Regions from separate parts of the Mus musculus genome. Here all the other regions are linked to region 3. The links are chromatin loops, found by intact Hi-C in ENCODE. Cell type or tissue: left cerebral cortex. All regions are shown on one strand. Region 1 holds the start of Srp14 (signal recognition particle 14). Region 2 holds the start of Bub1b (BUB1B, mitotic checkpoint serine/threonine kinase). Region 3 has its middle 6.5 kb from the start of Fsip1. Region 4 overlaps Eif2ak4 (eukaryotic translation initiation factor 2 alpha kinase 4). Region 5 holds the start of Gpr176 (G protein-coupled receptor 176). Region 6 holds the start of Plcb2 (phospholipase C, beta 2).

What was found. A loop is a pair of places that touch in the nucleus more often than their neighbours do. Peaks named below come from ENCODE experiments on the same cell type or tissue, not always from the same donor. Only the 100,000 strongest peaks of a DNase experiment are listed, where the experiment ranks them.
Region 1: a loop joins it to region 3, with 5 times the contacts of the local background. A loop is called at or near these places in 4 of 42 quality-filtered maps.
Region 2: it touches region 3 in a loop (4-fold over the local background); 11 of 42 quality-filtered maps call a loop at or near these places.
Region 4: it touches region 3 in a loop (4-fold over the local background); 16 of 42 quality-filtered maps call a loop at or near these places.
Region 5: it touches region 3 in a loop (4-fold over the local background); 5 of 42 quality-filtered maps call a loop at or near these places.
Region 6: a loop joins it to region 3, with 6 times the contacts of the local background. A loop is called at or near these places in 4 of 42 quality-filtered maps.

The regions. Positions count from the first base shown.
Region 1 is chr2:118,477,142-118,482,141 of GRCm38, reverse strand. It overlaps Srp14 (signal recognition particle 14), which reads left to right and starts at 2,446. Exons shown (of 5, transcript NM_009273.4): 1 at 2,446-2,551; 2 at 2,692-2,764; 3 at 3,109-3,221. The coding sequence starts at 2,528. In left cerebral cortex, a CTCF peak has its summit at 2,471; DNase peaks (open chromatin) are centred at 2,412 and 3,161; H3K4me3 peaks cover 1,841 bases; H3K27ac peaks cover 901 bases.
Region 2 is chr2:118,596,126-118,601,125 of GRCm38, reverse strand. Bub1b (BUB1B, mitotic checkpoint serine/threonine kinase) reads right to left here and starts at 2,915. Exons shown (of 23, transcript NM_009773.3): 1 at 2,665-2,915; 2 at 842-988. The coding sequence starts at 2,678. In left cerebral cortex, no CTCF peak of the experiment used is centred here; a DNase peak (open chromatin) is centred at 2,938; H3K4me3 peaks cover 482 bases.
Region 3 is chr2:118,260,924-118,265,923 of GRCm38, reverse strand. No RefSeq gene overlaps it. Among named protein-coding and RNA genes, the nearest start is that of Fsip1, 6.5 kb to the right of the region's middle. In left cerebral cortex, a CTCF peak has its summit at 2,595 (motif pointing left); DNase peaks (open chromatin) are centred at 2,078, 2,606 and 3,093.
Region 4 is chr2:118,443,096-118,448,095 of GRCm38, reverse strand. Eif2ak4 (eukaryotic translation initiation factor 2 alpha kinase 4) reads right to left here. Exons shown (of 39, transcript NM_013719.3): 19 at 4,870-4,971; 20 at 1,783-1,836. Among named protein-coding and RNA genes, the nearest start is that of Srp14, 34 kb to the left of the region's middle. In left cerebral cortex, no CTCF peak of the experiment used is centred here; a DNase peak (open chromatin) is centred at 1,883.
Region 5 is chr2:118,371,182-118,376,181 of GRCm38, reverse strand. It overlaps Gpr176 (G protein-coupled receptor 176), which reads left to right and starts at 2,763. Exons shown (of 3, transcript NM_201367.3): 1 at 2,763-3,163. The coding sequence starts at 2,995. In left cerebral cortex, a CTCF peak has its summit at 2,227; DNase peaks (open chromatin) are centred at 2,100, 2,637, 2,758, 3,134 and 2 more places; H3K4me3 peaks cover 2,027 bases; H3K27ac peaks cover 2,074 bases.
Region 6 is chr2:118,728,418-118,733,417 of GRCm38, reverse strand. Plcb2 (phospholipase C, beta 2) reads left to right here and starts at 4,980. Exons shown (of 32, transcript NM_177568.2): 1 at 4,980-5,000. In left cerebral cortex, a CTCF peak has its summit at 2,753 (motif pointing right); DNase peaks (open chromatin) are centred at 2,762 and 3,132.

The sequences.
Region 1 (5,000 bases), 220 kb before region 3:
TCTCTCTCTCTCTCTCTGCCTGTCTCTGTGTCTCTTTCTCTAAGAAAGATTTCCCCATGTAGCCAAGGCTGGCTATATTAGCAGGCTCTGTGTTTCAACTCGACACAAGTAGAGTTATCAGAGAGGAAGAAGCCTCAGTTGAGGAAATGTCTTCATGAGATTCATCTGTAAGACATTTTATCAATAAGTGTGATCAGTAGGGGAGGGCCCAGTCCACTGTGGGTGGTGCCATCCCTAGGATGGCAGTCCTGGGTTCTATAGGAAAGCAGGCTGAGCAAGCCAGTAAGCAGCACCCCTCTATAACCTCTGCATCAACTCCCACCTCCAGGTACCAGCCCTGTTTGAGTCCCTGTCTTGACTTCCTTCAGTGATGGAACTGTGCTCTGGAAGTATAAACTGAATAAACCCTTCCCTCCATGACTTGCTTTTTGGTCATGGTGTTTTCATCCCAGCAGTAGAAACCCTAAGACACTGGCCTAGAACTCACTCTGTAGCCCAGGCAGGGCTCAAATTTGCCATCTACCTTCCTACTTTAGTTTCCTTATCTCTGGGATTATAGGCACGTGTAGATACACTCAGTTCTGCCTTCTTTATAGTGTGTTCTCTATGCCACAGGTGGGGGAATCTTTCAAATATAAATATGATTTTCATTGTCTGTGTACGGCATTCTTATCAAGACCTTCTCTCTGGATTTGCTTTTCGGGTTTTCGAGACATGGTTTCTTTGGCTCTCCTGGAATTTACTCTAGACCAGGTTGGCGTAACTTTTGAATTTTCTCAAACCCTACTTTTAATAATGGTTCCTAAATGCTCTAACCTCCCTTCTAGCCCACTACCTACAGGTTATTAGGATACAGGGGAAGTGTATCTGTTTAGAAATTATTCTTTGGAGCAAATCCCACCCCCATTGTCAGGAAATCAGCAGTTCAGTTCATAGCGTTCAGTAGCAGCAGCTCCATCCACTCGCAAATACTTCATTAATACACCGAGAAGCAGCCCAGCAGTCCAACTCAGAAGTGTTGGGATGGCAAACATGAATCAGCAGTGGTGGCATGACCTAGCAGAAACTGCCAGGCCTCCACCAAAACCAGCAGGAGCAATTAAGCCAGGAGAAGTTCTCTGCCATGTCTCTCTGAATGACGTGAAGATCATTGAAGACGCAAGACCGAGAAGCACTCCAAAACTAACTATGCAAGCCCCCATCACTGTCCATTGAGTCCTATTTATACTCCCTCCAAACATCACGTGTCCTCTAAGGGTCTTGCCTCAGTCTGACTTAGCAAAACTCCATGAGTCTGTATCAGCTGACATCACTCTGCCAATTGGCTGGAGTCCGAGGAAGTGGCAAGAAACTGCAGCATATCACCAGAAGTTTTTGTGTGTGTGTGTGTGTGTGTGTGTGTGTGCATTTCTCTCTATGGGGTCATGACAAACGGAGCTCAGCTACTCAATGTAAGGTGAACCAATGCATGCATGTTGTTATCGAAGAATCCTTCATCTCTCATTCTTTCTAAACATCCTTTTACCTGTGTCTGCTTCAGCGAAATGTTCTTTGATATAACCGATTTACCAAAGAAACCAGAAGTTTCCACTTTAGGCTGGCCTTGAACTCAGAGATCCTCTGCCTGTCTCTGCCTCCTGAGTGCTGAGATTAAAGTCATGGGCCATCATTCTTGTCTGAATTTAAGATTTTTAAACATCTTAAATCCAGATACTCACACTCCACCGATGAGCCACTCCCTCCCCACTCCCCTCTTTCTACCAGGAACAACATCTGAGCCTTCTGTGGCTATGGGCCCTGCTAACGGTGGCAAAGGCCCCGTGTGATCCCCGGCTCCTTCTCCAATCACTTTCACATATTTTCCCACCCTCTGAAGTAGGATAGAAAGAAAAAACTATGGACCCTGGAAACAAAAAAAAAAAAACAAAACAAAAAAAAAAGCACCTTTTTCTGGGGTCTAGCCTGTGCTTCCTGCTGACTTCAGCACTGCCGATGAGATAGATCAACAGTGCCTTCAGAGCAAGTACTCTTTGTCTAAAGATACCTCAAACAAAGATACTGAAACAGCGAACTCTGCTGTTTTAGCTTTCGGCTTTGAGTTTAACTTGGAGCTCCTTGGCCACTTATTCCTAAATGTAAACAATGCATCTATAAAAACACCTCACATCTTCATCTTCATCAGCAAGTTCTGAGAAACCAGATCATTGTGTAAAAAATGGGGAAAGTGAGTCAGTGGACTCTTGGGTGACTTGCATATGTCTATCCAGTCTTTCTTTTGCTCTCATTCCCTCCTACAGCCTACGGTGTAGCTTGACAACGCAGTCCAACCACCGAAAGCAAGCGTCACTCCTCATCCTGGATAGACGCGGGAGGAGGCGCCGAGCGCGCAGGCGCAAGGCAACCCGAGCGAAGCGAGGATTGACGGAAGACGTGCAACTAAAGCGGAAGTCCCGCCCAGCGCGAGCGAGTTTTCCGGCTGTAACCGCTGGAGGCTTCTGCTGACGGCGTCGGACCTGCGGAGCCCAGGATGGTGTTGCTCGAGAGCGAGCAGGTACCGGCGGCCCCGGAGGGCCCGGGACTCGAGCGAGTGGGGTCAGCTCGGGTCGCGGTTCTCCCTTTGCGGGCGGGCCGGGGCCGTGAGGCGGCGGGGCGAGGAGCGGAGGCTGCCTAACGGGGCGTGTTGTGTTGCAGTTCCTGACGGAGCTGACCAGGCTCTTCCAGAAGTGCCGCTCGTCGGGCAGCGTGTTCATCACCCTCAAGAAATGTAAGCAATCTCCGGGGCCGCCTGGGAGGGGACAGCCCGGCCCCCGGCCTGTCCGCACCGGCCACCTCCGGGGCTCGTGGCCGGTGCGGCGCCGGCCACCCACTCACCGTGACAGTGGGGCCCCAAGTGTGTCCGACGCCCGTTGTCAGGCAGCCCGGCCCCCGCTCCGTTAGTGAGGAAGAATATGCCTCGGGGTCCCAGTGTTTATCGAGCGAGTCGTTGCTCCTAGTTTTGGCTGTATCCTGAGTGATGGCGGACCCTTCCTTACGATCATCACTTTGGACCCAGAAGCAACGCCTGTGGTGGTGTTTACCTGGGTGGACTTTTTTTTTTCTTAAACACAGATGACGGTCGCACCAAACCTATCCCGAGGAAGAGTTCTGTGGAGGGCCTCGAGCCCGCAGAAAACAAGTGTCTGTTGAGAGCCACGGATGGGAAAAGGAAGATCAGCACCGTGGTGAGCTGGAGGCCTTTCTTAAGGCTCTGCTTTCTTTTGAGTTGGCCTGGCCGACTCAGAAAAAGTCAGTTTTCTCTCAAGTAGCCAAGGTACAGGAGCAACCTATCTCAGTGCTAGCTAGGGGAACACATTTAAAAAAAATTAAAATAGTGTCTTGCAGTCTACTCAGGCTGACTTTGAACTTGTGATTTAGGAAGCTCACACCAGGCGCTTCAGCCCGTGCTGGTGTCACAGGAGTGTCTCATCAACTGAGACAGATGACAGTGATGGTTTTTGTGAAGTTGGAGATGTGACCCAAGCCAGGGTCTTCATCCCGCTAAGTCATCGCTCTGGGTTGAGCCTCACCCCCACCCCGAGGGAGGAGGGGCATGTCAGGATTAGGTCCGGGTCCCCCTTCCCTGTCATTTTGGCCTGTCACTCCCAGGCTGTTGTGGGATCAGGATCTACTTCTGCTTCTTTTTGGTGGAGGGGGTGGGTTGTTTGGTTGGGATAAGGTCTCGGGTAACTGAGGTTCCTTAGGTCGCCTCTGTCTCCAACGTGGTGGAATCCTAGGTGTGCACCACCTTCACAGTTCCTGTTTTTGTAGGACAAACTATCAGCAATAAACTGTTAGGCAGAAAGTAGAGGCCGAATGCTTGTTCTGCTGGAGTCCGTGGTAGTGAGCATGTGGTCCGTTTTCCTAGGAGTTGCTGTGAAGCATGACTGGCTGTGTTTTCTTTCTCTGCTGCTCCATCAGTACATAGGTTCTGGGAATTAGATGATTATTTTTAACCTGTTTTTTTCCAGGTCTTTGTGGCTCACTTAACAAATGTAGCTACAGGTTAGGCTTGGCACTACAGAGGATATCTAGTCAAGAACCATGATCTTTTTATGAAAGGGTGAATATGCAAAACAAAGATTCCCTGGATTCAGAGCGAATGCTTCTTAATTCTATAGCGAGCCTGTAATGACAGTAGTACAGGATACTCAGGAAACTGCGGACGGTAGCTGATGTTCTCTTGAGACGACTGTCAAGGTAAAGCAAGGCTACATTGCCGTTATGGTTGGCTGCCACAAATGTGAAACAGCCTTTTTCCTAGGTATTATTTCTTTTATGACAGTTTGAATTGTGCTTATATCAGTCTGAATCAATGGAAGATAGAGTTTCATGAGACAGGTCCTTGCTTATCCAGCCCATCCTGGCCTGGAGCTTGTTCCTGTTCAGGCCAAGCCTGCCGAGCACTGGGACTCCAGGCCAGAGCCACCACGTGCTCAGCAGAGGGAGAAGTTTGGATGTAGTTTGCATAATAAAATGAACACTTTTGACAAGTCCTCTGATATCGCTCAGAATCCAAAGAGAAAAACGTAGGGGCATCTGTATAAGGTTTTTTTTTTGTTTTTTTTTTTTTTGTTTTTCGAGACAGGGTTTCTCTGTATAGCTCTGGCTGTCCTGGAACTCACTTTGTAGACCAGGCTGGCCTCGAACTCATAAATCCGCCTGCCTCTGCCTTCCAACTGCTGGGATTAAAGGCGTGCACCACCATGCCCGGCTCTGTATAAGGTTGTTTTTTGTTTTACCTTAAATTTAAAGACTGTGGTACCGGACGATCGTCCCAGCTTTGTCTCACAGTTGGGGTTATCAGAGTGGGTTTGTCTGAGGGATTTTAGAGAGGTGAATAGTTTGGTGGGAGCCCACTTCTGCCTTCCCATCCTGCTGCAGATGTCATATGGAAGAAGGCACAGAGCTGCTTTGCTTGTTCTTGAGAGCAGGTTAGGGTGGTTAGACAGCTGTGAGTACAC
Region 2 (5,000 bases), 340 kb before region 3:
AGAGCCCTACAATCATAAGCTGAATGTTCTCAAGCTCCGGGCTGTCTACAACATCACAGTAGGAGACACTGAGAAGGCAAGAGACGTCAACGGTCGTTGTAAAAGCAAAAGTGAGGCCAGAGACTGGGATGAGACATGACAGGAGCAGACAGCAGGAGAGTCAGACAAGTAGAGAGCCCAGTGCAGGACGAAGCTCCAGGCACCAGAGCAAGCGCTAAGAATAAAATAAAGCCACAGTGGCACATGGCGTCATCCCAGCACTCAGGAAGCAAAAGCAGGCGGTTCTCTGAGTTCAAGGCCACCCTGGAACTTCACAGTGAGTTCTAAGCCAGAAAGAGCCAGTCTCACAAAAACAAAAACAGAATGCTACCATCTACAACAAAACCATAAAAGCACGGTTCTCAAAGATCTAATTCAATGAGTATGGTTACACTTTACATTTTAGCCTGAAATAAATACTATCTCATGCTATTGAAAGCTTGCAATCAGAAAACCGGAAGAACAGATTTCCATACTCTCACTGAAGAGTATTCCTTAGGGCAGTGGTTCTCAGCCTGTGGGCTGCAACTGCTTTGGGAGTCAAAGGACCTTCACACAGGGTTGCATATCAGATCTCTTATACAACAGATACGTAACAGTAGCAAAATTACAGTTATGAAGCAGCAAAGTATGCTATGGTTGGGGGGGAAGGGTTGTCACCACAACATGAGGAACTGTATTAAAGGGTCACAGCGTTAGGAAGGTTGAGAGCCACTGCCTGTAGGCCTTCGGCAGCTTCACCCCCATGCTGCCTATCACACCAGGGACTTACAAGCTGAACACAAAGCATTCCACTACATACCGTTTCTGCTGCTGCAGAGCAGTGTGGCCGGCTGACTCTTGCTTTGCCAAAGCTCCCTGAAGTGTGGACATGACCCGCCCGTGCCGTAAGGGCTGTATGTTTTCTTTACTCAGCTCCCACTCTGCTCCCTCCAGGCACATGGCTTCACTGGGAAGAAGGAAACAGAAATGAAGCCCACGCCAACAGTGTTACAGCACAGTACTGTGATGACATCTTCAGAGAGGGGATTTCTGGCTCTTTGGGGTTGGACGCAGCTGGTTCGCCAGGAGCATCATCATTCTCTTCAGCTTCAGAGCCTATCCCACGCTCTACAAGTAAATGCTCAACACAAGAGAGAACATGGCAAGGGTGTTGGTGACAGTATTGTACAAATAAAGTTAAAGCTAGGAAAAATAATTTTTAAAAGCATCTTAAGTTTAGCGAAGTTAACTTAAATTTAGAAAAAAACAAAAAACAGAAAACTAGCAGCTTTATGTCTGACATGGGTTCCCACTGACAATGAGACACCAGTAGCAGCATCCACTCCTGTTTCTAAATACGTACATGATTAGCTCTTTTTTAAAAAAAAAATGTATTTATAAAACAAAACATAACTAAACAAAACAAGCCGGGTGATGGTAGCACACGCCTTTAATCCCAGCACTCAGGAGGCAGAGGCAGGCGGATTTCTGAGTTCGAGGTTAGCCTGGTCTACATAGTGAGTTCCAGGACAGCCGGGGCTATAAGGGGAAACCCTGTCTCGAAAAAAACAAAAAACAAAACAAAACAAAAATGTATTTATTCTCACCCCCCCCCCCCGCCGTGTGTGTGTGTGTGTGTGTGTGTGTGTGTGTGTGTAAGTCAGGCCACAACCTTAGAGTTGTTTCTCTCCTTCCACCATGGGGTTTCGGGGGTGGGGGAGGGGTGACCAAACAGGTCCTCAGTCTTGGTTAGCAATTATCTCTATCCACAGAGCCATCTCACCTGTCCGTGACTAGTTCCTTCTAGTTCAGACCCAAGTGCCATCTCATCAGGGAGGCCTCTGTTCAAATCTCCCTCTGCCCCGACTCCCCCACCCCCAAGCCTCATTGCTGGGTAATGAACTAAGGCCTTATGTACCTTGAACAAGTGCCCTTCCTGAGTTACATGTCCAAACCCTTCTGAAACCACACTAGTTCTACCTCCAATGCCGTCTTCTCTTGCTTTACACTTGTTAATACTGATTCTATCTGATGTTAAACATGTCTTATTGCCCATCCGCGACACACACCCCGATTCATTCCTCCCCAGAACTTAAGCTTCACAAAGGTTGGGATTTTGTGTCTTTTACTGTTCGCCTTCAGTGCTCAAAATGGTAGTCGATAAATTCTCTTCCATGAATGACAGCTTATGACAGCAATTACCCAGTTATTATAAGTTCCATAATTGAAATGCATCTTAAATTCTAACCTAGAAAAACCCTCTATATTTTATGATGAGGAAAAGCTGCAAGTGCTCTGCTCTTCAGATCCCTAAGCTGCTAGCAAAGTGAGAACACTTATTAGTTGAAAGCAGGTACTTTACAAACATCTTGAATCCTCCCAGAACTCCATAAAGCAGCATTAATATCTGCGTGCCCCCACCCCTCCGTAAACATGTTCAAGGTCAAATAAAAACGGCTGAGGTGAGTTTCAGAACCAGATCATATGGCAAATTCCAAACTCTCCCAGTCTTGCCCCCTGGCTGGATGCAGGGCTCCACGCCGTTGGGAAGGGGGTTTGGGGAGACCTGCTCTTGGCCGACCTCCTCGATCCTCCCCTCGCCAGCCGAGCACCCAGCGGCAGCAATTTGCGTCCGGTCCTTACCTCGCCTCCGCCATCCTGCATTCCCAATACTTGCTCTCGCCCTTCCGCAGACCTTTATCCTCCGAGTGCTAACTGAGTCTCCCTCAACCTTCAGCTGGCTCTGGAGCTGCGAAGATCGTCACCCCGTGCTCCTAAACAAAACCACGCACCCGATTCCTTCTCAGAATAGCCTCCTCACGCCCCCATCACGCACGGGCCGCCAAGTTTCAAATTTAACGTCTCTTGACGCAGACGTAGCCTCGCCGCTCCCCGCTCCCGCTCCTCCCAAAGCATTCTGGGGATTGTAGTGTATCCCGGGTTTAAGCACGCGCTGCGCAATGCACAATGGGAGTTGTAGTTTCAGGTTTGAGGTGCAAGGACCAATGGTTGTCCTAGCACTGCAGCGTGCTCAGGCACTTCGAGTTTGCTCTGTGTTTCCTTTCTAAGACAAGCCTTCGAACCCAGGGAGAGACACTTTATTAACAAGAGGTTCTTTGATGGTTTCAGTTTCATAACGTGTCTTTGAGTACATTACTCTTCTGGGTTGCTCCGAACAATTAACTGTGCTACGCCTAGGTCTTGTCTGAGCCCCAGGTCTTAACACCTGTCCAGGGATCCTTAGGCCACTCTCACCCAGCTGTTTCCTGTGGAAAGACTGTGTTCTCGTTTTTCTCTTTTACACAAGACCTGGTTTAGCACTGCACTTCCTTTCCCCAGCAAGCCCTTTGACCTCTACAACTTCTCAACTTTGACCAACTTCCTTTAAATTCTCTTGGAAGTGTACCATTTGTTCTCTCATGCAGCCTACCAGATGTCCTGTAAACTACGATCTAACACAGAATACAAACAGGGTAAGCGCTTTGCCTGTCTCACTGGAGCTAAAGGCTTGGTAATGCAGGCCTATAGTTCAGCTACTCTGGAGACTGAGATGTGAGGACCAAGACTTCAAGACCATCCAGGGCAACTTTACTTCACAATAAAAAGTTTGCTTTTGTTTTTTGTTTGTTTTTGTTTTTCAAAACAAGGGTTCTCTGTGTAGCCTTGGCTATCCTGGAACTCGCTCTGTAGATCAGGCTATAAAAATAACTTTTATTCTCCTGTTGTGATTGTTGTCTGAGGGGCTTACTGCCTCCATCTGCTGACCTAGATCCACTCCTAGAAAATTCTAGCCTCCATAAGATCTAATCTAGGTCAGCCTCTCAATTTTGTTGAATAAGCTCACCCTTTCTTGTTCTTTCTGAAGTCTACCTGGCTGGTTCAACTCAGCTGTTCTGGCTCAAACTCCTCTCCCAGCTGACTGACTCAATCTGGCTTCTCTCCCAGCCCCTGAATTGCTCTGCTTGGCCTCAAACTCACTCTAGCAGTCTTTTCTATTTCCTAATCTTCTGGCTCTTTCTCAATCTCTTGCTCATTCTGTCTTTACCTGTGTCCAGCTTGTTCTCTTTTCAACCTGCCTCCCTCTCCCTCCCGTGCTGCTCTACTCTCCCTCGCAACAATACTGCACTGCTCTCCAGGACTGCTGTATCCTGTACTACACTCTCTTCCTTACTGCACTGCCTCTCCCTTAAGACTCAATCTTCCCTCCCTCTCTCGTCTCCTTAGAGGTGTACATAGCCCATTCTGTCAAATTTTTCTCCGTTTGTTGGGGCGGGGGTATACAAACAAACAAGGAATGTCAGGGCGTCGATACCCAGACCAGAAACAGATAAATTAGTCATTTGAGCATATAACTTCCAACTAGGCTCTGGAGTAGAGAGGGGAGCCATGGGAATTTCTCTACAGAAGACAGTGAACCTGAGGGAAAGGACGAGTTGGCACAATCTACCCATCAGAACAAATCAAGTTCTGAAGCAACTGAGGTGTGTGTCTGTGGTAGATTCCCACCTCTCTATTTCCACCATTATCCAGTGAGTTTCCTCACCCAGCTCCCTACTCTTGGACCTCTATGCTGCCCCATCAAAAAGTGCCAGATTATACTCCACTTTCTCCTAACCATCATATAGAAAACAGGGCTAAATAGTGATGAGATGCTCCTGACAGGGTTTTAAGTTACCAATACGTGTTATAGGAGACTAGAGATTTAGTGTTTGGTTGTTTCTGAAATGCTGGGTTATGTGGAACAGCTCCCCTCAGGACTTCTTCATCTATCAGATTGCACCTTGAATCTTTAAGGGTGTGCATCAGTATTCCTGATGCACAAGTAGGAAATGTCACAACTCAATAGCTTAAAATGATGCAAACTCATTGTGTTCTGGTCTATGGATGAGAAGTTTGGCACGGGTTCTCTGGGTTGACTGAGGCTTGGGGAATTCTGCCTTGTTTTCTAGAGCTGCTGTGGGAGAGTGTGTTTCTCCTTC
Region 3 (5,000 bases):
TCACAGGGTTTAGAATCAATCATGCAGGAGAGAGACCCTCTTGAGGTGTCCATAACATTTCCAGAGAGGTTTAACTCAAAGGGGGAAGCTATACTTTGGATACAGGGAACAACATCCCAAGGGCTGAGGCCCAGAATGAACAAAAGGGAGAAGGCCTATTGGAGCACCAGCGTTCATTTCCCCCAGCTACACCCTGACAGGAGTAACCAGCTACTCCACACTCCTGCTGCCTGCTCCTGCAGCTTCACCACAAGGATAGACTGTATCCCTTCAAACCGTGAGCCCGAATCAACCCTTCTTTCCTTAGGTTGCTTTTGTCGAGTATTTTGTCCTGACTTTGGAGCCAGCAGCATAATGAGAAGGTTAAGTAGATGTTACTTGAGGGGACTTCCTTAGGGAAAAGAAACACTTGTCCCTTTCTCTGAAGGAGGACTTGGCAAGCTGCACTCTTTTTTTTTTCTTTCCATTTTTTATTAGGTATTTAGCTCATTTACATTTCCAATGCTATACCAAAAGTCCCCCATACCCACCCACCCCCACTCCCCTACCCGCCCACTCCCCCTTTTTGGCCCTGGCGTTCCATCCAAACGCTGACACCATTGCATACACTAGCAAGATTTTATCGAAAGGACCCAGATGTAGCTGTCTCTTGTGAGACTATGCCGGGGCCTAGCAAACACAGAAGTGGATGCCCACAGTCAGCTAATGGATGGATCACAGGGCTCCCAATGGAGGAGCTAGAGAAAGTACCCAAGGAGCTAAAGGGATCTGCAACCCTATAGGTGGATCAACATTATGAACTAACCAGTACCCCGGAGCTCTTGACTCTAGCTGCATATGTATCAAAAGATGGCCTAGTCGGCCATCACTGGAAAGAGAGGCCCATTGGACACACAAACTTTATATGCCCCAGGGCAAGCTGCACTCTTAAGGGCAGAATTAAAAAGATCCCCACCCCCATCCCCAAGTCACAGCAAGAATCAGAACATAGCCTCGTCTTCATTGGTTTGCTGGATTTCAAAACAAATCTTAGAGGCTGGAGAGCTGGCTTGGTGGTTAGGAGTGCTCTTACATTAGTGCTCTTACAGAGGACCAGAGTGCACTTCCCAGCCCCCATATTAGTCCACTGCCAACTGCAATTCTAGTTCTAAGGGTACCAGATACCCTCTTCTGTCCTTTATAGACACTCACATGTGCTTAGGTGCACACTCATTCACACACACACACACACACACACACACACACACACAGACTCGCTCTCTCACACATACAAATACATTAACAAAAATAAAAGTCCTTAAAAACAAATCTCTGCAGCTTGCTCTACTAATCTTTGTGTTTTGTGTGTGTGTGTGTGTACATGTGTGTTGGGGGGATAAGCACATGTGTGTGTGCATGTGTGTCGGGGGGATAAGCACATGTGTGTGTGCATGTGTGTGTGGACATGTGTGTCGGGGGGATAAGCACATGTGTGTGTGCATGTATGTGCATATGTGTGTGTGTGGACATGTGTGTTGGGGGATAAGCACATGTGTGTGCAGTGTACAAGTTGATTATCATCATCTCCACCGTCTGGCAAGCTCCACTTGACATTCCCAGACAATAAGTGAAAGTCACATGACAATGTTCCTACTAACTCCTTTCACTTTAAAAAAAATCTGAAGGCATCATTATGATTTGGGGACAATAAACATCAAAAAGTATCAAGGCTTTAAAAGAAAATCCTGATTTTTTTTTTTTAAAGAAATAAAAGTATCCATGGACCAGGACCTGACTCCATTCCACAGAGGCACAATGGAGCAGAGTGGGAGGGGCCAAAGATTTCCTATTTTCTACTTTTGTTTTTACATAAGGAAGCACCTGCTGCCACTCTTCAGAGCCCTGGTGGGAGCCATCTCCCAGAGAGCTCCTGGGAGCAGCAGCGGGCCCCACCGCCCAGCCTCTGAAACAGGAACTCCTACAGGTTCCCCAGTAGGCTCAGGGTCCAATTGTTTCAGAATCACTGCCTGCTATACTGGCTAAAACTCAGGCTCCTGTACTCCTGGACCTGCAGAATCAGTGGAGAGGGACTAACAACAGCACCCCCAAGTGATCATTTCTAGTTCATTTCTACTTGCTAAAGCTGATACCATAAAAAGATACTCTATCAAAAGGCATCTTATTTGGAATAAAAATGAGACTACTTGTTACCTGGGCTTCACTGTTTCGACATGATTTACTCCCCTGCTCACCCTTGCTCATGTGGACCACGCTGTGGATACACTGGACTAAAAGGTGCTGGAAGTTGTATAACAAAAGAGGAAGTAGAAGAAAACACACAGTTTGCACATCTGCTGTTTTTTATATAAGTGTGAGAATTTCCTGTTTTTCTGAAATCATCAAATGGTTGCTATTGGCTATTTATAATATTTGCTACTATTTTCAGACCTAATTTTCACTTCTCCCACTTGAATGGCTATTTAAAGACACACCCACGCTCAGTTCAAGGGCCCTGAGATTTCAGTCCAGTGGTCTCTTAAATCACACCTTAACATCCTAGGAAAGCAAGAACTTTTGAAGGTGGGGGTTAGTCATTTCCACAGATAACCAGCACCATCTAGTGGACGCAAATAACCCTTTGTCAAAGTCGGGCCCTGGAAGAGGCCGAGAAAGTGGGTTGTTGGTGGAATCTCAGGGCAGATTCGCTCTGCAGTGACTGGGGATGGGGAGCGGACACTAATCTTTTGCTGCTCACCTTCCCAAATATAAATCTGCACAATCATTATGCCAACCAGGGGGGTGTGGGGAAATAAATGGGAAATGAAGAATCCGAGCCATGTCTTGAGCATCCTGTAAATGTCATTTTTTTTTTCCAGTGATGTAAGGCACAGAATCCGGGGAGCTGGGGCCCCATCGTGGCGCACACTATTAACAACCCTTAGGAAGAAAAGGCTTTTGAGCTTGGTCTGTGATAACTATGCTCTCCCATCTCAACGTTACAGTTGGCATGAGCTTATGGTGCGAAGAGGGAAGCCGGGGCACTGCATCTGGCAGTTGGAGCCCAGATGGAATGCAATGTGGGCTTTTTCTCAGTCCTTCAAATCTGACTCCACTCAGAAGGCGGGTGTCAAGAGCAGGAGAGACAGGAAACAAAAACAAAATCTAACTCCCAAATCAACACTGCCATATGTGCCCACCCTGGAATAAGACCAGGGGAAGTTAGCTTAAAATACATTCATTCTACAAAAACTACTCATGAATTCCTCGAGAAGGAGTAACACTCTTCAGAGAGTACCCACAGAAGAACACAGAACTGTAGAAAACACAGCTTAGGAAAAGATGGCACGTTCTGTCATATTTGAATGGTAACTGTTTTGAGAGTGTTGCCCTCGATATGATGCAGAAGTACATGCAAGAAATGAGGACAAAATACAAAACAAAGTGGTTTATTAAAGTTTGCTCTCAAGGTCCACAGAGCCTCTAAGCAGTTAGCAAAACGAGAACAGTTGGAAGCGAATCAAGTGGGGAGAATATAGAGACGGAAGGTAACTTATCAAGATTGTTTTATGCAAAATATAAACAAGGACTTAGTGTGGAATAACAACAGAGTGAGGGACACAGAGTTGGTTCCATTTGGTTTATGGAATTCTCATGTTGCATACATTTTAAAAGGCAACTGTTTAAAAAAGGAAAACACCAGAGATCACACGAAGTCTTCGTAGCTCTGTATTTTCTAAGTTTTTTTTCCAAACTCTGTCGCATCACCAAGAAATGTGAGAAAATTTAATGGTTCTCATTAAGCATCCAATATAAAAACTGGAGGGAGGGCCTGGGAGATGGCTCACTGGGTAAAAGCACTTGCCATTGGAGTATGAGAACCCGAGCTCTTAGATCTAAAGCCCCATAAAAGCTGGAGGCGGTAATAGACATCTGCATGCCCAGAGCTCCTCTGGGGAGATGGGGGTGGAGAAAGAAAATTCTAGAAAGTTGATGGGTTAGCCAATCTCAGTCTCACATATGCCCTGAAAAGACAATAAAGGGACTCTGTCTTAAACAAGGTGGAAGGCAAGTATTGATACTTGAGATTGCCCTCTGATCTCCACACCCATATTGGCACACCTGGGTTGCATTTGTACATGTGTATAATATAGACCTGCACAGGATGCACACACTTACACATGCACACACATACAAAGAAAAAAATGGCCTTTGTGCACAGAACAGAAGCGATGTGTAGGCACATGGAGATGATTTACCTGTAACTCCTCAAAAAAAAAAAAAAAAAAAAAACCAAGCAAACAAACAAAAAACAGTTGGAGGTTCTAGGAGCCCTGACATCCATCACCTGTGAGGGTCCCTTCAAAGACCAAATCAGCATTTTATCAAAATCATTCATTGGGTGATGTATTTACAGTTAAAGGTGGAGAAGGTGGTGTGAAATTTCTGATATCTTTGCTCTCAGGTACAGCCCTGATGTCAGAGTTTATGCAATGGTGGTTTTACTATACAATGGAGTTAAGAACTCCAATCCATGGGGCTGAAAACCCCCTCAGTTCCTTCAGTCTCTTCCTTGACTCCTCCATCAGGGACCCCACGCTCAGTCCAATGGTTGGCTTGGAGCATCATTGTCAACTGGCCAGATCCCCCGGAGGTCCTGGGGACCAGACTACCAACCAAAGAGTACACATGGAGGGACCCATGGCTCCAGCTGTGTATGTGAAAGAGGATGGCCTTGTTGGACATCGATGGGAGGAGAGTCCCTTGGTCCTGTGGGGGTTCGATGCCCCAGTGTAGGGGATTGCCAGGGGTGGAAGGCAGGAGTGGGGGCGGGGTGGGAAGCACCCTCATAGAGGCTGGGGTTGGGGGATAGGATAGGAGGCTTCCAGAGGGGAGACTTGGAAAGGGGATAACATTTGAAATGTAAATAAAGAAAATATCTAATAAAAGAAAAAAAAAGAACAATATCTATACTATATCTTTTTTTTTTTTTTTTTTTGGTTTTTCGAGACAGGGTTTCTCTG
Region 4 (5,000 bases), 180 kb before region 3:
TCCCTTTGTCACCAACGATCAAACATATCCTTAACAAAGCACACGAAAGCTGAGCTTAGTCTTATGACTACAAAGGACTGTATAAAAAGGAGATATCTAGACATTACCATAGAGCCCATGCCTAATGTTAGTACTTACATAAGCACACAGCAGCACCTCTACCGCACAGCACACTGGTCCTCGCTCTCCCTCCTTTTCTTTACTGAGTCTATTCCCTGGAATCCTCTTGCTTTACACTGTTTGTTATGCCTCCATAGTGGAGAGCCCTCTGAAGCAGCACAAGCCTTTAAAAGGTACCCTAAACCTTTTTCTTTTTAAACAGTCTACTCAGTAAATAAATATATAGACCATGCTTTGAACTCAAAGAGATCCATCTACCTCTGTCTCCTGAATGCTGGGATTAAAGATACGTGCCATCACACCTGTTCCTTCATGATTCTTAACTCTGTAGCTTAGAAAAAGAATTTATAAAAAAATTGGCAGAATATTTGAGAACAGAAATTTTCAATTTTTAGATGGATTTCATAAGATATCTCTAATGTATCTTTAAAATACCCTTCTGGTGGGTGTGGTGGAAACAGAGGTGGGTCTCTATGAGTTCAAGGCCAGCCTGGTCTACATAGTGAGTTCTGGGACAACTAGGGGTATGTAGAGAGACCCTATCTATGAAGTGAGTATTTATAGTTATGACACTCAAAAATTCAGCGAATGACTAATTCAAATGGAAGATAGCAGCTAACAAGATAAATAGAACAGGTAACAGCCTGTTTTCTAATACTTCTTTACTAATTAAATAGAGGTGGCCAAATGAGCCCTGTTAGCCTTTAACAGTGTCATACTAAACACCATAGAAGTATAGAGACTTACTCAAACAGAAATAAAAAGACACTAACAGTCCCTAACTCTTATAGATGTGCAGTGGAATGGCCATGCAGACATGCAGCCAATAAGAAGTTGCAAATGTTGACATGCTCTGTTTATGTTCCTGTTCTCAATGCTGATAGTTTAAAGAAGATACTTTTGCCCTGACTATCACTGTCAATAACAGTCAGTGTAAGGAAGAAATTTCCCTATGACCTGAGTATTAACGAGTGAAGGTTTCACCACAGCAAACAACTATCAGAAAGAAGAAAGGAATACCAGAGAATGGTACACAGCTCACTTAGGGTCTCTCATGTTATTTGGGTGCTAGTGTTAGCGTAGGATGAACCATCTCCCTGCCCCCCTGTCCCCGATAGCTATGGTGTACGTGAGAAATGTCCATGCTTGAAATACTGTAACAGCTACTGCTCAGTGGTGGAATACTTGCCTAGCATGTGGAGGACCTAGGTTTGATTCCCCCGTGCTATAAAACCAAATAATCCCAAGACCTTCTAACAGCAGACCACTTGGAAAGTGTAGTCCTTTCTGTACAACCTGAGTTACTTCACCCATAAAACAGAGATTATAATTTTTTGCCTGTATGTCCTAAGTTTTATCTAAAGCAATTTGCTGTAAAAGCATTTCTTCCCAGCTAAGCCAGCGGTCCAAGTAACACTTGAAGGCACAATTGAATACACAAAGAGCTCTGGAGTGGGTTAATTTGCTTTCAGACCCTGGCCTTTTTATAGTGCATTTCAAGCCTAGTAACATCTTAAGAGCTCCTCCATCTTTTGCTATTTTCCCCACGGTGTTCCGTGAACACAAGAGAACGAGTGGCAGAAGATTTCTAATTGAAAACCAAGAGAAACAGTAATTAAAACCCAAGGCTGCAGACCAGCAATTAAAGCCTCAGCAAATTACCTGCTTTGTATGTTCTCCATCATCGAAGTCGTCTGGAAACTTGGGCGATGTGGGCTAAAAGAGTATTATATTCAAATCAGCAAGCGCTTGGCAGGCTGCCAGAGGCAAAGCTTTTATTCAGCACAGTAAGATAACCAAAGAGCAAATTAAAATTTGCTAACATGACACCTTCTCCACGCCCTGTGCTCACTCTTCAGTACACAGTCTATTAATGTGGACGTTACCCAAATGATGGCCTCCGTTATGCAAATCACCTCCTTTAAGTTTAAATAAAAGATAATTTAAATAAGAGATTTTTGCCATGACTGTAATTGTCAATAAAAGTCAGCATAAGGAATAAATTAAGTGTAAGGGTTGCACAGAAACACAAAGCAGTTTAGTGAAACACATGGTGAAGAAAGGCAAGATTCCAGGAAATCATCAACCTAAGAGGAGGTGGGAGGTAGAGGCGGAGGTGGGTGGGTCACAGGTGGCTTCAGACACAGCCAAGTCAGAGGCCAGCTGCTGCTGCATAAGGCCTGACTTAGAAACAAACAAGCCAAAAGCAACGGGCAAATTCAGTTAGCACCAACTCCAAATCCCACTTCCAATTCCTCTGAGTCCCTGCTTTTCTGATGAGCAGGACCTCAGCTACAAGAGTAACCGATAGTTTACATATTCCTGAATTGAAAAAGCAATTTCAGATTACAGAAAGGGGCTTCCTCAAGGACATCTAGGTCCATCCCAGCTAAGGTGCATGCAGAAACACCCTCGGTCCATCTATGCCTTAGCAACTGCTACCCACACACTGCTTTCCAAAATACAGATTGCTCCCCAAAGTGTCCACAGAGCATCCTCAGTGTGTGCACTGCTGACTCAGGAACATCTTCAGTGTGTGCACTGCTGACTCATAGGAACATCCTCAGTGTGTGCACTGCTGACTCATAGGAACATCCTCAGTGTGTGCACTGCTGACTCAGGAACATCTTCAGTGTGTGCACTGCTGACTCATAGGAACATTCTCAGTGTGTGCACTGCTGACTCATAGGAACATCCTCAGTGTGTGCACTGCTGACTCATAGGAACATCCTCAGTGTGTGCACTGCTGACTCAGGAACATCCTCAGTGTGTGCACTGCTGACTCAGGAACATCTTCAGTGTGTGCACTGCTGACTCATAGGAACATCCTCAGTGTGTGCACTGCTGACTCATAGGAACATCCTCAGTGTGTGCACTGCTGACTCAGGAACATCCTCAGTGTGTGCACTGCTGACTCAGGAACATCTTCAGTGTGTGCACTGCTGACTCATAGGAACATCCTCAGTGTGTGCACTGCTGACTCATAGGAACATCCTCAGTGTGTGCACTGCTGACTCATAGGAACATCCTCAGTGTGTGCACTGCTGACTCAGGAACATCCTCAGTGTGTGCACTGCTGACTCAGGAACATCTTCAGTGTGTGCACTGCTGACTCATAGGAACATCCTCAGTGTGTGCACTGCTAACTCATAGGAACATCCTCAGTGTGTGCACTGCTGACTCAGGAATATACTCAGTGTGTGCACTGCTGACTCATAGGAACATCCTCAGTGTGTGCACTGCTGACTCATAGGAACATCCTCAGTGTGTGCACTGCTGACTCAGGAGAAACCTCAGTGTGTTCACTGCTGACTCATAGGAACATCCTCAGTGTGTTCACTGCTGACTCAGGAGAAACCTCAGTGTGTTCACTGCTGACTCATAGGAACATCCTCAGTGTGTGCACTGCTGACTCATAGGAACATCCTCAGTGTGTGCACTGCTGACTCAGGAATATACTCAGTGTGTGCACTGCTGACTCAGGAATATACTCAGTGTGTTCACTGCTGACTCATAGGAACATCCTCAGTGTGTGCACTGCTGACTCAGGAATATACTCAGTGTGTTCACTGCTGACTCATAGGAACATCCTCAGTGTGTGCACTGCTGACTCAGGAGAAACCTCAGTGTGTTCACTGCTGACTCATAGGAACATCCTCAGTGTGTACACTGCTGACTCAGGAGCAACCTCAGTGTGTTCACTAACTCACTTGTCTGCTGTGGTCTATTAGTGCCATGTGGACAGGGTCTTGCTCATGTGTAGTCCAGACTAGCCTTGAACTCATGCTCTGTCTCTCTTACATGCTGGGACTGTAGGCATGCCCCTCCATGCCTGGCTTGTTCTATGTGATTTAACTTAACAAATACTTAGGCTTGCCTTTGCTCCCTAAGGATGAGAAAGGCTCTCCAGACCTGTTTCATGAGTAACAGTCCAAATTGCCCAGACTTTACTTTCTACTTTCTTAATGCCCCATTGTCATGGGCACCCTTGTCCGGGCTCCCTGTAACACTCACCCCTATGAGCACAAACAGCAACTGAGGAAGGGTTTATCTCAAAAACATGAGTGGGAATTTCACTGGGAAAAACAGCTCAAGTGACTGCTGAGAGCCACATGTGTGTGTGCCAGGGTTAGCAAAGTCTCTACCACAGAGACCTGGCTCCAGACTTCAGATCCACTTTAACTTCTGGTCATTCAGATTTGCTTTACAAAACCAGATCCATCCAATATAAACCTTTATGTTTGGAGGGGGTGAGAAGATAAGGTCTGGAATGTCATGTAGCCTAGGCTGGCTCGCCTCAAATAAACCAAACTGTTCCTCATCACTGGGCATGTTGACAGGGGTGTGATTTCTCTTACTAGAGCACAGGACAACATAGGCTGACAAATTTAGTTACTAAAACCACTATGCTGGCAACTTAAATGAGGTGACACTCCTTGTCCCAAAGACATTTTACTGAAAACGACAGCATGATCAGCTTATCATGAATTGGACAATGAGTCATTGAAATTAGAGGAGGCAGCCAGGCTTGGGGCCGTGCACTGCAATCCCAGCATTCAGAAGGATAAGAGAGGGGAATCTCATGTTTCAGGCTAGCCTGGGCTACTGGCTAAGACCGTTTTGTTTTTTAAATCAACAATTGATAGCCTCTTCTATTTTATAAATATCAGGAAAAAGTCCTTGAGTTCTGATCTCCATACGACACTGAGGATACTGGAAATGTATTCATCAAATATATCTGACACCCACATCTCGAAGTTGGTTGAGAACGAAAATTCTTTCTGAGGCAGTCACCATCGGGTGATAAGACATCTCAAAGAAGATAATTCCCAGGCTGAAGAGATCCACTTTCTGTGGGGAAAACAGAAATTGCCTTTAGA
Region 5 (5,000 bases), 110 kb before region 3:
TGTGTCTCCAGGACATGAGTCCTCCCATGTGGTGACTCAGAGGCTGCTCTGTGTTTAGGCAGTTCCATTCAGAACAAGACTCCCTTCCCAACCACTGTGGCAGGGCAGAAGAGGGACTGGGTAATCAGAAGTAGCATTTCACTGTCTCAGCCTACAAGCACCTCATCATTTCTGTTCAGACTTCATTAGTCATAATAGTCATGTGGCCTTGCTTACTTGAAAGGGCAGTTGAGAAAGATTGCTTTCTGTGTGTCTAGAAGAAGAGAATGGGAAGCTGTTAACATGAGTAATGTCTGCAGAGTAAACCACCGACTATAAGCACAGGACTATATAGGTACAGGGCTATAGGCACAGGACTAGCCACATACAAATACAGAACAGCCTACTCAAGATGGGAAGTCACCTACCACAGGACTGAGGACAAAATACTTGTCTCTCCAGCCTTCTCTCTTCCTTCAGTAAAAGCCACAGAAGAGCACATGGAGGTGTGATGTAAGACAGGGGTCAGAAGGAAGGAAAGAAAACCACAGCCCACAGCATCCATCTTACTTAACCATCAGTTTGGTCTTTGCAAGAATCCTAGATCCCATTCCATCTGTTTTTCCTCCTACCCAGGATCCTTCCTGCTTTTAAATGAATGTCTAAGAATACTAAAATCCAAGAATTCTTCTGAACATAAATGAAGAGATAAAAGGAAATAAGCTCTCATGTATACAAGCGTTAGTGCTCTTTTGGACCTCCCAGTCTGGAGCTACCAGAAACAAAACTTTGTTGTTTATAAGCTGCTTGGTCTAGGGCATTTTGTTTCAGTAGCCTAAGCAAATCAGAACAACCACAATGGGTTTTGACCCGGTCATAACCAATTCTAGAAAAAAATATCCAAATTAAATTTTTTTCAATAGGAAGCTCTTTTGACATATTTTTATTTAATGACTGCAATATCAGGCTCCATATTCTACATGTTCGTCTTACTAGTGATCGACACCCTTGAGGTTTGCCTGCTTAAATGTAGTATGGTTTTGTGACTGCTTCAACAAATCTAGTGCAGAGGACATGGTACCATGTAGATTCTAAAATGACTTATAAATGTCAGTGTAGTTTCTGCGAGTCCTCACTTGAGGAACAGCATTGCCTATGAGGACGCTAAGCAGCTACGTAGTAAGGCCATATGTAGATTATTCGGAGCACAATTGCGTCTGACTTCTAAGTTACGGCCAGTATCTCCTGCCAGCGACGAATAGCCTCCAGATGCCAGACGCTGGCGACATAGGTTGTTCAAGCCGCTGAATTTTGTGAATTTGCTGTATATTAACCAGAAAGTATAACATTTAAATGATGTCTCACCTCATGTCATATAGAACCTTACCCCTGACTCATCATTGTAGTCAGTGGAAAATCCACCTAAGACGCGACCGTAAGACCGATGTTACCTTGTCCCTGGTTCTGTATTTTCATAAAGAATGTGTGTCTCAAATTTGGGGATCAAGGTGACCTCCACTTTTTTTTTTTTTTTTTTTTTTTTTTTTGCCGTGAAAGGTCTCACATATTCAAGCCTGCCAATTTATTTTGTAGCAAATTCCCAATTCTCTTGCCTCTCCCTCCAAAACTCTGGGATTAGAGGTATGCACCACCATGCCTGGCTCATTTCTATATTTTTCTTCCCTTGATCCTTCTCTTAGTTCCTTGTTTCCATTTCACTCCTCCTGCCTTATTATTTCTTCTTGTATGCCTGCTTATCCCAACTTCCCAATTTACATCAGCCTGCAGGAAACCCCCTCCAAGTCTTCATCGCTGAATTCATTAGCAGTGCCCCGTGTGGAGGTGAGGCCCAATGAAAGGGCCTGGGAAACCATCAGTGGGTTCCTTTAGTCCACCTTTCGAAGATGGACAAGGCTTTGACTTGACGGAGGGCCCGGGAGGCTGGGCTCCCTGCCCAGATGGCAGTGGCAAATGATATAGAGCCTGCAGGCTGTACCTCTAAGGACGCTGGGGCAGTAACCACAGCAGCAAACGCAGTGCATCCTTCAGCAGCTAGATACTGAAACTGCGCGCCTCCCACGCGCCCCGCGACGAAGTCACGCTCCACTGGGGCAAAATGGCGCTACGTCCCTCACCAGCAGCGTGAGGGGGTGGGTCGTGCGTCACGTGACCTCGCCTGCCTGCCGCGCGGCCCCGACTGCCCCAGGCACGCGCTGGGAGCCCGGCTGCAGAGCGGGCGGCGGCTCTGCCCCGCTAGGGGCATCCTACCTGGTCCCTGCTAGGTCACGACAATCTGTCCAAGCCAAGATCCGACCTGGAGTGGTGGGGCTGAGGCCAAGGGTGGGGGCGGCTTGTAAAGGCAAAGTGGCGGGGGGTGCAGAGCCGGCTCCAGGGGTTCAGGCAGCCCTGGGGATTAGACCCCAGCTGAGCGTCCCAGAGTCCTGGCGTTCAGCCGAGTGTGCGGGGGCCAAGCTGTGGACACTCAGGGCCTGTTGCCCAGCCTTGGCTGCCCTTGGTTTAGCCCCCACCTTCCCAGCTATGATCACTAGGCTGGGGCATTTCATGGGGATTCGCACCGCCCCAGCTTCGAAGCTACTAGCGGCATTGAAATATAGCTTCAGCCAAATGCTCCCATCCCACTAGGGAGAGAGGATCAGAGCGTGCGCGGGGTCCTCCGCAGCCACCGATGTGTGTGCTGGGTGGGCTTGGCCGCGCTGCCCGCCCCCTCCCCCCCCCTCGGGAGGAGGGCCCAGCGATGCTCTGTGACCGTGCCGCCTCCATGTGGTTGCTGACGGGCCCAGGGGGGAGCAGGCATGGGGCGCGGCCGCACCTCCCTCCCACCCCTCCTCGCGGATGGCTGGCTAGGCGATGAGCAGACGTGAGGGGCTAGCCGGCTGGCCGGCTCTGCAGGACGCTGCCTGGCTCCCGAGCGTCGGTCCCTCCACGCCCGGGGCAGGAGCGGCTGTGCGCTGGGCTCAGAGGCCAGGCGGACGAGCGCAAACCCCGGGCTTCGCTATGGGGCACAACAGCAGCTGGGTGTCACCGAACACCAGCCACCCGCGCAACACGTCGGGCGCCGAGGCTGGCGCCAACCTCAGCGCGTTCGGGGAGCTGAGCGAGGCTCAGCTGTACCGCCAGTTCACCACCACCGTGCAGGTCGTCATCTTCATTGGCTCGCTACTGGGTAAGCCAACCCGCGGGGCCACCAGCGGGCCGGACTTTCCCGAGGACACAAGAGCTGCCGTGGGGTGCGGGGTGCCTGGCCATGTGCGGGGAGTTGAAGGAGGTTTAAGTTAAGCAAGGACGGTCACCTCCAGCCTGGAGGCTGGAAGCAGAAGAGTTGGGACAGGGCTTCTCTTGGCAGGATGGTACAGGTACAGGGTTCTGGCGAAAGACCTGTCCAGACAGCCCTTGTCCAAAGCTTCAGACTCCGCGCATCACCGCTTACCTTCTGGTGCCCGGGAGCATCGCTGCCTCTAGCTCTTGTTTACAAATAGGAGCAACGATTCCCGGGGAATTTGTGACTGATGAAGGAATGTTAACTCAGTCAAAAATGTGTTTTTGCGCTACTATTTCCGATATAAGATAATTATTTTTGAGAGAGCTCTATTTTACATGTCAGTTTTGGTTTGTTTCTAGTAACGGGGACTTTTTTTTTTTTTTTTTTTAAGAGCGTGTGAAGTTAAACTTTACATTGTCTTCAGATAATTTTACAATCTTTGAGTAAAACGAAACCCACTGGACTCCTCCACCTGTATTTTAAGTGCATAACAGAGATAAGAAAAAAAAAAAAAAACCAACAACAAATGTCTCAAACCACTCACAGAAGATTATAGATTTCCTCCCTTGTTCAGAGGGGATTAAAGAAAATAAATTGACCAAAATGAACTGCGCTACTCTGTTACAGGGCACTGGATCCGTTTTCAAAAAGAGCTGCAGGACATAAAAAGGATGAAAGAATTACTGTTCTTGTAATTTCTTGTGCAATGGCTAGTAAAATGTGTGTGGGTTAGGGTGAGACTCATCTTTCCTCCCCCCTACTCTTAAATGGCTCTTGCTTTTTAGGGCAACTCTTTAAACAATAAACAGTACAATCAGACTGCTTTCCATTGAGGTTTGGCAAGCACAATGGATACTAGCAAACAGGCTTAAATTCTCTGTTGTGACATTTTTAAGAATGTGAAAAGATTACAATTTATGTGTGGATGTTGTGGAGAAGAGAAGTCAAAGTTTCAAAGTCAGAATAAATTATATTTCCTAGACACTTGAGAATTTCCATGGAAACCAAGACATCTGAGATATTAAAAGACTATATTTGGAAAAAAAATAACGTGTGGAATTTCCCTTCATACTTTCTCAAGTTGTCATCCTTCTAGCCCTTTCTGTTGTAATAGCTAGCTTCCACGTTCTATCATGGAGCATTTTCAGCTGTCCATGTGACATTGTCTAGATGTGTGTTTTCAAGTGGACCGCTAAATGCACATTTACACAGTAAAACCCTATGTTCCAAATATTTCTGAGATTCATTTAACAATCACTAACTAAACATTTACTATGCAAAAGTACTATGCAAAGAGTTAAATTCCAATATTGCTTCTCTTAAAAGGTATATTAATGGGAAAGTCAGAAAAAATGACTTTGGGTTTTTCAAATATACACCTCATATATATATATATATATATATATGCATATATATGTATGTATGTATATACTCACACACACATACATACACACACACACATAGCTTTTTCCCCATGGTAACTTTGGTGTTGAAATTTTTTTCATGGATTGAATTCAAAAGGTATTATTGGAATAGAAGATAGATATCATGTCTACAAAAGACATAGTGAACAGTGGGTATAGAAATGCTTTTTCAGCTGTCTCTCTGTATTTTTCTCTTTCCTGTCTTTCCTTGAATTGGATTCAGGAACTTTTAGGTAAATGGACTCTTATTTTCAGTTCTTTTCCACACAGCACTTGTGAGTGACATGCAAAACTGCCTTCACGGATAGGTCTAAAAA
Region 6 (5,000 bases), 470 kb before region 3:
CAAATATCCCTGTAATGACTAGCTTCCTGCTAGTCACAGAACCAAGAGGCCGTGGTTCTATCTGGGCCCTAATTAAAAAAAATAATAAAGGCTGGGGGATGGACCAAATTAGGAGTAAAGAGAGAAGCAATCGATTGCACCTAGGACATTTCCTATGTGTGATGCACTGTGCTTCAGAGACAGACATCAACTAATTTATTCTCCTCATCCATATGAAAACTGGCCCCTTTTACAGATGTATAAACAAAGGTAGAACAGCTAAGAGATGATGCCTAAACAGCACATACTGAGTCAAGTGTCATGTTTTTCTACCATCTGCATCTCTCACCCCCAAGGTGACCGGTGACCGTCTCTTGGAGACACACGTTGGCCCTCCTGATGGGAGTGGGATTTTTAGAACTGGAGCATTTGGGGCCTAATTAGATTCATCATCACTGAGCTGCCCTTTTGCTGGGAGCCCACAGCAAACTTCTGGGACTTGAAACAATCCGCTAGGGTCCTGGAACATGGATCAGGTAAGTTTGATCCCAAATGACACTTCAAAAGGAAACATACAGCCAGGAGTGGTGGCACACACCTTTATCCTAGCATGGAGGAGACAGAGGCAGGTGGATCTCTGTGCGTTCAGGGCTAACCTGATCTATGTAGTGAGCTTCAGGATGGCCAGGGCTACAACAGGGTCACACAGAGATAGCCTGTCTTCAAACCGAAACAAAAATCATATTTGAGACTGCTCCTTCTGATCTTTTCCATGATGACATTCCAGGTGGTTCTTCTGTCACCCAGAGGGGAGGGAGGGAAGCCGAACAACATCTGACTCTGAGAATTCTAGAGAATTTTTATTTATTCATGCATTTGGTTATGAGGTAGAATCTTATTGCATAGCCAAGGCTGCCTTCAAATGTGTGATCCTCCTGCTTCAGCCTCTTGAGTGTTAGGACTACGTGTATGTGCCACTATTCCTGGCTACAGAGAACTCTTTTTTTCAATTTAATTAAAAATTTTTTTAAAATTTTGAGTCAGAGCCTTACTCTGTGGCCCAAGCTGGCCACCAACTTGTGGCGATCTCCCTGCCTCAGCTGTCTGAATTCTGGGATTATAAGCCCAGTTTCAGAGGATGCTTGAAGCTTCTTGGTTGCCTTAGCACCTTGGCACCTGGTCCGTATTTTGTCTCTGCCTTCACTCACACTCAGTTTCCAGCACTGCAGTGGGCAGCTGATGCAAGGAGTTTCAGCTGATGACAGCTGGACTGGTATCGCCCTGGGTCCACATCTTCGCATCTGTCTTATTGGCTGTTGGGGTTGAGCTGAGAGACACATGGGAGGCTGTGGTTTGTTAATAAATTGAGCCCCAGTGCTGGTAACTATGAGTTCAGGCAGCTTGGAGACAACAGATTTCAAGACTACAGTTGAGGCGTCTCTAATTTGGTTTGCTCTGGGAAAGTGAGTCCAAGCACGTGATTCTTACAAACAGCTGTAGTGTGTGTGTGTGTGTGTGTGTGTGTGTGTGTGTGTGTGTGTGTGTGTGTGTGTGTGTGTGTGAAGCAAGTCAGTGAAGACACATGTAGAAAGAACAGCATGTGTACAATTATCCCTTGGTATATACATGGGTTGTTGGCTTCTGGGTCCCTGTATCCACCAGAATCCAAAGATATTCCTTATATAAGATGGTATAGCATTTGCATATTGCCTACCATACCTTCCACATTCTGTAAGCCATATTGAGATCCTTATGCCTGATATGTAAATGCCATGAAAATACTTATTACCCTGTATTATATAGAAAGATACTGACAAGAAAAACATGTCTGCATGTTCAATACAGATGCCATTTTTACCATTAAAAAACTATGAGGTTGGTTGACTTTACAGATGCAGAACCTATGGGTTCAGAGGCTAACTCACTGAGAAGGAGTAAGAAAGGGACAGACATAGTGGTACATGCCTGTGCTTCCAGCACTGGAGAAGCTGAAGTGGGAGGGGGTGTCCTAGGTCAGGCTGGGAGCATGGGAAGTTGGGACCTAACCTTGGGAGGCAGCTGGTGAGCATAAGCTCTGTCCCCAAAGCTCCCACATGATACTGCTGTCTCAGTATCGCAAATGGAATATCTACCAGCATCCTCCTAGAGTGGCTGCTTCCCCTGGGCCCATCCCTTTCCCTTGCAAGCTCAGGGACATCCCTATGAGGTACCTGTATAGTGAGGTATTCCCACTATACAGGTGAGAAAGATGAGGTGCTTTAAAAGGTGAGCATCACCAGATAGACTTACTCAGTAATTGGCTGGGTTCATAGAACAGTGTGTGGAAAACAGGCTTCAGAGGATGCCACAACGGATCCCTCTCCATGACAGGAGCAAAGTAGCCATTGCCCCCAACCCAATACACAAGGTGCCTCCCTGTTCCTGAATCCCACTGCATCAGGTGAGAAAATTATCCACCTGGCCAGTAATTCTGGCACCTGAAGATAAGAGTTTAGCTTCCACCCCTGAACTTCTCTGGTGAGCAGATTGGAAACCCAGTCACCCCATGAGTCCAGTGCCACCAGTGAGCTGGGCGAGCTGGGATTGGGACTGGGACCTCCTCCCCTCTGCACCCCTGCAGAGACAGCTGTTGAGTGTAAGCTCCCTCCCTGCCTGCAGCCCACAGCTCCCACCTGTCAAGCGCAGTGACACAGATCTACCAGCGACTTCCTGGAGTGGCTGATTCAGGAGTCTGCCTCTTTCCCTATCAGGCTCAGCTTTCCCATGAGCCCAGCAGGGGGCATCCTTGCCCTTCCACTCTCCACCCTGGGGGGTTAGATTGGCCTCCCGCCAAGGGGAAGCCTTCCAATCCACAAGGCCCAAGAGTCAGTCCAAGGCTAACTTCCCAAATGTATTCCTGAGACTTCTTCTCTTCCTTCAGCCACGACCACTCTACTATTATTGACATTACGGTTTTTTTTTTCTTCCTTTGTCAACTTAATATTTTTAAAACTTGAACTCCAGCGTTCTAACAATCTTCCAGCTTGTCCCCCAAAGAGCTGTGACTACAGACGTGTTTTGCCATGCTGGGCAATGTATATATATTTTTAAAAGAGGAAACCCCTCTTCAGTAAAGGTCTTTCAAATAGCTTGCTGCTCTTTTGGCTGGCATCCAGATTTAGCAGGTGAGCGCCACTGATGTTACTACAGTCAGGAATCCCAGAGCCTGTCCAGGGGATGCCATCAATGGGTATGGATATAAAGTTTCTCTTCTGTGGGCTTAGGGCCAGAGATGGAAGGTGCAAAGAACCCAGAATTCTTTGAAGGAGGAACAGAGACACCCCTCCTCCCTTCTAGGCTTTCTTCCAGGCCTATGGCTGCAGGCAAGACAGGAAGGAGGAACTTGGAAATGGGGACTAGCTCCGTGCAGGTGACAGGTGTAGGCTTTGGGAAGGGGCAGGGATTTCCCTTGCAAAATTCATTCAAACAGACAGGAAACCTGATCCCACAGAGACAGCCAGATGTGCAGGGGCTCCCAGGAGTCTCCCAGGGAGATCCAAGGCTGAAGGCAGGGCTTGAGGAGAGACACTGAGGGAGGGGTTGGAACACCTGTCACCTGCAGGAGTTTGGGAGCCGGTTTCCAGGCCGTTCATTCAGATCTGGTCTTAGAATTGCTTTTCTGGGGACAATTAATTTCTAAGCTAGCTTTCTTTGAGAAGTTCACTACTTTTATTGGGGGTGGGGTGGGAGGTGGGCAGGCTCTCTTGTAGCCTAGTCTTGAACTCCTGACCCCATCCCTCTAGTGCCAGAGACCCACAGTTTACCTTTTGATTCTCACTAACCCTAACTAACCTGTTCATCTAAACCTGTTCTCTCTTGCCCGCCCCTACTCTCATGCACTGGCTCCTAGCCAGTAGTTCCAGGGCCTGGAGAGGGTAGTTCACAGTTGTCAGGGGTGGCACACAGACCCCTGATGGGACCTGTTGCAGAAGGCCAGGGCCTCAGAGGGGAAGGAAATCATGGGTTAAGCTTCTAGCCTCCCCAACGGTGCTAAGCCATTTGATAAGAGTGCATTATTAGGTAAGAGGAAGTGACTGGGGCCTGAGCTGGGCTGGAACTGAGCCTCTGGGATAGATATGGACGATGTAAGGATCACAACACCTAGAACCGAACTGGGTTAGAGTGGGCTAAACCCTGAACAGGGGGCTAGAGCAGGCTCTGGTCTGCCTCTCAGAACCTCTCTCCTCCAGGATCTGTGTGTGAGGCAACACAGTGCATGAAGGAACACTCCAGTGCTGGCGGCAGCAAAGGGCCTCTTAGGCTGTGAGGCAGCTGCTGGGCAGTGGAGTTTTTAGGTATTCATTGAAAGGTTCAAAGATGCAGAGAAGTGTCATGGGTGAGAGGCATACTGCCTCACCTGGCTCTCATTTTCATGGGGAGGAAGCACTGAGAAAGAGGAGCTGGGTGTCCGAGAGACTTTGCTTATTCAAAACACTCAGTGCCAGCTGGGACCCGGCCCATCCCTGACTCCCACTTCCAGATCCCGCCCTCTGAGGACAGAACCCCTGCTCTGTGGAGGACCCTTTTCCTAAAGAACTGTTTGTGTTCTTGCCTCAGCCCAAGGCTCAGGAATGGTATCTCCCACCCCCCTCCATGATATATCACTTTCTTCCATTGGCGGGGGGGGGGGGTGTGTAAATCTGAGTAAAGCCTGTCTTTGTAACGGGGTCCTGGCCCCAACATTTCTAGATCTCATAGCCCGCCCCTCAGTTCACAGCAGCCCAGAGAAGGAAGCCCAGAGCAGGAAGTGCTGAGGCAGGGGGTGGGGGAGGAACTCCCAGGAGGGGAGCTCAGCCCCCTTGGGCAAAACAGCTACTGCAGCCCCCGGCTTCAGGAGGAGGAGGAGGAGGAGGCTGATTTACAAGGCAGATCAACTGGGCCCTGGCCTGAAGCTCTGAGTCCTGCATCCAGCTACTGCCACCCCGCAGGCTATAAGAGCACCCGACTTCCGGACCAGTACTGGGCGGGTGCCATGTGAGCCT